2 separate regions of the Mus musculus genome follow, and region 2 is linked to region 1. The links are chromatin loops, found by intact Hi-C in ENCODE. Cell type or tissue: left cerebral cortex. All regions are shown on one strand. Links, peaks and the distances in the headings refer to the core of each region. The heading gives the core; the rest is flanking DNA.

Region 1 (2,800 bases), core at 152-2,651:
CACAGCACCGAGTCCTTGTCCACCTGGTGCAGCTTCACGTTCCAGTCGAAGAGGTTCTCGTTTACCAGCTCCACCGAGATGAAGCGGTCGCTGAGGCGCGCGATGTCCTGGAGCTCCTTCATGAGCCGCCGGCTGCGCACCTGTGTGCAGTGCTGCTGGCGCGCCGCGGGCACTAGGCTGCCGCCCGCCGCCGCCGCGGCCACCGCGGGGCCCGGCCCCGCCCTGGCGCCCGCCGCCCGCTCCCGGGGGCCCCCGGCGCCCGCCGCCCCCGCCGCCCCCGCGGCTGGCTGCGGCTGCTTGTCGCGCGCGGCCAGTTCCGCCGCGCGCTTACTCTTGCCCTTGCCGGGCCCCGGGCTGGCGTCGCCTGAGCCCCCGGGGTGCTGCTGTTGCTGCTGCTGCTTGTGGCCGCTGCTCTTACCACCACCTTTGCCGCGCAGCGATGCGCTCTGCTGGCCGCCGCCTCCGCCACGGTGGTTGTGGTGGTGCTTGGGGTCCTCGGTGTCCCGGTTGTGCAGGCGAATGAGCCCGATTTTACGGAGCAGCGTGGCCATCTTAGGCTCGGCTCTGGCGAGGGGCTTGCCGGGGCTCCTGTTCCCCGAGCCGGATAGCTGGGACGCACGGGGCTTGTGGGGGGGAGGCAGACGACCGCTTAGTGGGGCGCGGCGAGGGCCACCTTAGGAGCCGGCGGCCGTGGCGCAGCGGAGCGGGCAGTACCAGCGCTCGCTGGCCGCCTTGTCGCCGCTGTCATATGACGGGTCTTCTCGGGCAAGGGCTCCGGTAGCCCAGGGAGGGGAGGCGTGGAGACGCGGCTCAGCTGCTGTTCCTGGCCGGTCCCTGGGCGCAGTCCCCGGACGCCGGGTGTCCGTGGTCCTTTGTGCGCGGCCGCAGACCCGCTGGTCCCGAGTCTAAGAGCTGCACCGCGGCGCGCACAACCGCCCGCGGTGCCCCGGAGACAGCGAGGTGGCCGTGGAGTCGCGCTGTGCGCCTGCCGGGCCGTGCTGCGCTGGCGGCTACCGCGGGGCCCGGGCCACTGCCGCTCTCGTTGCCGCCGCCGCTGCGGCTGCTGACATTGCAGAGGCGGCTGCTCCGTCTGAGCCGAGCCCGGCGCGGAGGGGGCGGCACTGCCGGCCGGGAGGGGGAGCGCGGGGCGGAGCCGCGGGCTTGACTGCACCGAGCCACCCCCGCCGCCAGGTTCCTGCGGCGACACACGCACGGCCGCTGGGGGGAGACAGCGGTACGCGCCCGCACCATTTTCTCCTGGCTGCGTGCTAGCTGCGTGCGCTGGGGAGCCAGGGGAGGGCTGGCCTGAGCGTGCTAATAGGGTCTCTCAGAATCACTGCATTCTTTGGGACCCTAAAACCTGAATGCTGTGTTTGAGGTCCGGGCCTTATATCCCATTTAACCTCCTTAGGACAACCAGAGGGAAAAGGTGGAAATCAACCTCTTTATTAATCCTTCTAACCAGAGGTATGAGCCCAATGTTTCTACGCAACACTTCTGGGCGGTGGGAGCCTAGAATGACAGAAGGAACACGTAAGGACTTTAAAGTCAGGGCGGAAAGCGGGATGAAAGGGTAGATCTACTGCAAACTTAAAGAACAGCCCGTTCAAAGTCACGACTAAAAGCAAACCTTTAGCCAATCCACTCAGCCCTCACTGGTTTGCTCCTTCCACCCCATCCCCTGCCTGCTGGCCGCAGCGTTTCGGCTTTCCATGGCCAGGCTGTGCGTGGTGGCTGCTTTCCAAAATGCAGCGGAGAATAACACCAGACGCCTTCTCTGGCGCTGACCGGTGCTAAGAGCGGGAAAGGACTTTCCGAGCAGCAACCCCCGTTGGCCACCCCCTCCCCGCCCCCCAGGGCTGCTCTCCTGAGTGAGGGACCTCCACAATACTCAAATGAGGGAGAGATCCGCCTTCCGCCTGCAGATTCACAGTCCACCCTGCCTTTCCTTCTTCCTTCAGCCTGTGGAAACTCACTTAAAAATCTGGTGAAAATTCCAACTAAAATCTATTTCAGATTAGCTCGAACTGTGACGGTTCCGGTGTGCAGCGTGTGGCCCAATGGCGTAGGCGAAACCAATCCCTCAAGAACAACGAATATTATCCCGCTGCCATCCTAACTGGCGTCAGAGCCTACTGCCTCTGCTGGTGTGTGGATGGGGGGAAGAGAGGGGAGGGGAAGCAGCTCAGCTCTTCAGGACAGGCGTTCCTTCTAGATGACAGCCCCTTGCCTTTCTGCCCCTCACATCTTTTACCAAATTTTGAGTTTTCACTGTGGAAAATAACTGGTGATGTCGCTGTGAAGACACAGACCTGGGTTTGGAGATTCAGATTTGGGGATAGATGTGTAATGGGGGAGCCAGGCTAGCTGGTGTAGATGAGGAGTAGAAGGTTCACACCCACCCAACATTGCACCTGGGAGAGGGTGGTTCTCCAGAGAGCCTGTCAATCCTTTGACTTTCAACAGGACCCACAGGGTGATTTGGACTAAGAACAACACAGACTATTTGGTGGAATCTGAGGGAAGCTGAATCAAGGTCTGTTTGTCCTGGGCTCCTGATTGCTTTGTTTAACACTGCATTCCACGGTAGCCTTCTCCTCCTCTTCTTCCTTCTCTTCCTCTTCCTCCTCCTCCTTACCATCATCATCATCATTTTCTTCTTCATCCTCCTCCTCTTCTTTCTCCTCCTCTTCTTCCTGCCTTCTCCTTCATCACCATCACCATCACCACCACCATCTTCCTCATCCTCATCTTCACTAGGGAAGGGCAAAAGGGTAGATCTGCCTGCAGTGTCCCAAGA
Region 2 (2,800 bases), core at 261-2,760, 130 kb after region 1:
TTGAGAACCGCTTGATTCCCTGAAAGTAACTAAATACAGCTCTGAGAACTTTCTGGCAAACACAGAACAATCAAAACGACTTTGGAATTGATGTAGGACTTTCCCTTCCTCCAAGTTATTTCTTGTAGGCAGAAAATGATTTTGTTGCCATCTTGGGAGAACGAACAGATGGAAGGGTTTGGTTAAACCCTCTATGAGACCAGAGAATTTATAACAGTATTGATACTGTTTCACTCTTTCTACGAATGCAGGGGGAACAAAGCACGATAGTAATGTACTGATGATTTCGCCCACTGCAAATGCTGTCTTGCATTAGCTTTAGAGACGTGTCTCGGTGGGTTCCAAGGGAGGTGACGAAGTCCAGCATTCAGTAGGTTTCTGAGGGCTCTCTAGCTCTCTGCTTGCTTACATAGTAGTTTCCACACACACACACACCCAACCTATGCAGGCAGGTATAAGCACCTCCCCACAGATCCACTGTGTGTTTCTATAAGTGGGTCACAAGTCAGGACAGAAAGACAGGCTTCCAGAGGCAGACTGCAGCACTGTTCATCAATCTATCTGCTCTCCACACACACCCCTCCCCTTCAATTTAAGAAAGTGCCTGCCTAGGTGGATGAAGGGCTGGCAAGCTCACAGCAATGATCACTCAGGACCCATCACGTGGATGGCACTAAGCCATTTTTAGATCATTTTCTCAAGAATAATCCCTTACTGGATATTGAGATGGCTTTTGTGTGACTAGTCAAAGTCTCTGGATGGCTTTTATTTTAACTCTGATTTAGTCAGTCACCTTTAGGCCACTCCTGTCCATTCATCCCCTCCTCTTCCCCAACACCTCCCCTTCTTCATGTCCCCTTCTCCTTCTCTTTCTCCTCTCTGTACTCTTATTCCTCTTTACTCCTCTTCTTTCTCACTCTCTTCATCCTCCTCTCCTTCCTCCTCCTCTTCCTCCTCCTCTTCTCCCTCCTCCTGCTCTCCACCCTCCTCCTCTCCCTCCTCCTCCTCTTCATCCTTGTCCTCTTCCTCCTTAGATATGTGACCAGCTGCGATTTTGCAGATAGCCTGCAAAAGGATCTAGATGTAGCTACAGAGAGGCCACCCTGCCTTTCACAGTTGACCTAAGTTTACCCAAACTCCACACCACCTTTGTCCTACAAGGGGTCAGCTGAGAATGTGGAGCACCCATGGTGGAGCACTTGAGGATCTGAGCTAGGTGGGGTTATCAAGCATTCTCACGGGTGCTTCTTCTAGGGAGCAGAGGACATGAGTAGGTTCAGGTCCTCCTCTGTGGCCACTAAGCTGGATACAACATACCCCTGCCCACAGGAAGCCCTTCTCTGAAGCACCAGGATGTTACTTATCATTCTTTTGTACCTGGGTGTCCTCCATGAGATGGCAGCAGAGTTAGTTGAGTGGAGGAGGTGCCACTCGGTAGTGGAATAGAGTGGAAATCCATGTGATTTCCATGAGAGAGCTAGAGTCATGCAAATCTGTGCCTCCAAGTTTGTGAACTCGAATTTCAAGCATGGCAGCATTATTAATTGACAGAACTACTTTATCCGACATCGGACACGGACTCCGATAAATCAGAACGCCTCCCAGCCAAGGCCTGTGGGATCCTGCTGCATTTACCCTGATTTATCGTGTATTCGGTGTCAAGTGAGCTGCTGCTTAAGCCAAGAGGAAAGTGTGTTGAGGAAGAAGATTCAAAAGCTGCCTCCCTCGTCTTCATCTGGTCCTTGAGGTTGAATGGTGCTGACTGGACTTGAAGTACAGCATGGCGTAGATGTTAGAGCCAGGGCCCTGGGCCCTGAGGGAGGACGGCCCAGGGCCACAGGGGAAAAGGGTATCTGTGAATAGTCTAAGAAGTAATGTGGGTCTGAGCGGAGGCTGCTGTTCTTGTCCAGCTAGCCATGAGCTGAATGATCATTTTCTCCTTCTTTACTTCCCCTTCTCCTTCTTCCCCTTCTCCTACCCCTTCCCCTCCCCATTCCCTTTCTACCTCTTCTTCCTCTTCCCCTACCTTTTCCCCTTCTCCCCTTTCCCCTTCCTCTTCTTCTCCTCCTACTCCTCTTTTTCTTCTTTTTCCTCCTCCTCCTCCTCCTCGTCCTCCCCCCCCACCTTCCCTGTGTCTAATTAGAAGTAGGGAGTGTGTACTAAAGCAGTGTAAAACGATGCTTGGATCCAGCTGCAGGTTTGGAAGTGTTCACCACCATTAAACCAACTTGAATTCTCTTACACATTTGGTGTGGTGAAATCGCTTAAGATCTGGCTTGCACCTGGGGTGGGGGACAAGAAACCAGGATACCCTGAGATACCATGACAGCAAAGAACCTCAGGGACATCTGCTCAGTGAGGGGAACCACAAGAGGACGGCGCTTCTGAGTGTCCCTTCAGTGGAACTCGGACATGCTCGGACCCTTCTTGAGCGGGTGTTGGCCTGTTTCTGCCAGGTTTCCCCTCGCCTGGGGCTGTGGCCTGTTTCCTGAGGATGGCTCTGGGGATGGTCACAGGCCTAGAGTGTTCCACTGATGTGGCTGAGCTCTCAACCGCTGTCTTCTAGGCAGAGCGAGTCTCTGTTTGTGGGGAGGTAGAGCATACTTTCCACCTCCTGCTCCTTGCCTCTGACCCAGTTGTTTGCACATACCCAGCACCTTTGCTCTGGGGGCCTTACTGCCTTTTTTCCAGCAGAACTCAAACTTTTTAGTCCGGAGAACTCTTCTGGCTCAGGGCCTGGAAAAAAGAATCACCTAGTCAGAATGCCAGATTACAGCTCACAAGGTTGCTTAGTCAGCAG

What was found. Peaks named below come from ENCODE experiments on the same cell type or tissue, not always from the same donor. Only the 100,000 strongest peaks of a DNase experiment are listed, where the experiment ranks them.
Region 2: it touches region 1 in a loop (10-fold over the local background); 2 of 42 quality-filtered maps call a loop at or near these places.

The regions. Positions count from the first base shown.
Region 1 is chr13:69,738,790-69,741,589 of GRCm38, forward strand. Ube2ql1 (ubiquitin-conjugating enzyme E2Q family-like 1) reads right to left here and starts at 1,108. Exons shown (of 2, transcript NM_001145162.1): 1 at 1-1,108. The coding sequence starts at 551. In left cerebral cortex, for the core only: a CTCF peak has its summit at 1,215; DNase peaks (open chromatin) are centred at 527, 1,172, 1,686 and 2,037; H3K4me3 peaks cover 2,143 bases; H3K27ac peaks cover 2,132 bases.
Region 2 is chr13:69,865,016-69,867,815 of GRCm38, forward strand. No RefSeq gene overlaps it. Among named protein-coding and RNA genes, the nearest start is that of Med10, 57 kb to the left of the region's middle. In left cerebral cortex, for the core only: no CTCF peak of the experiment used is centred there; a DNase peak (open chromatin) is centred at 1,455.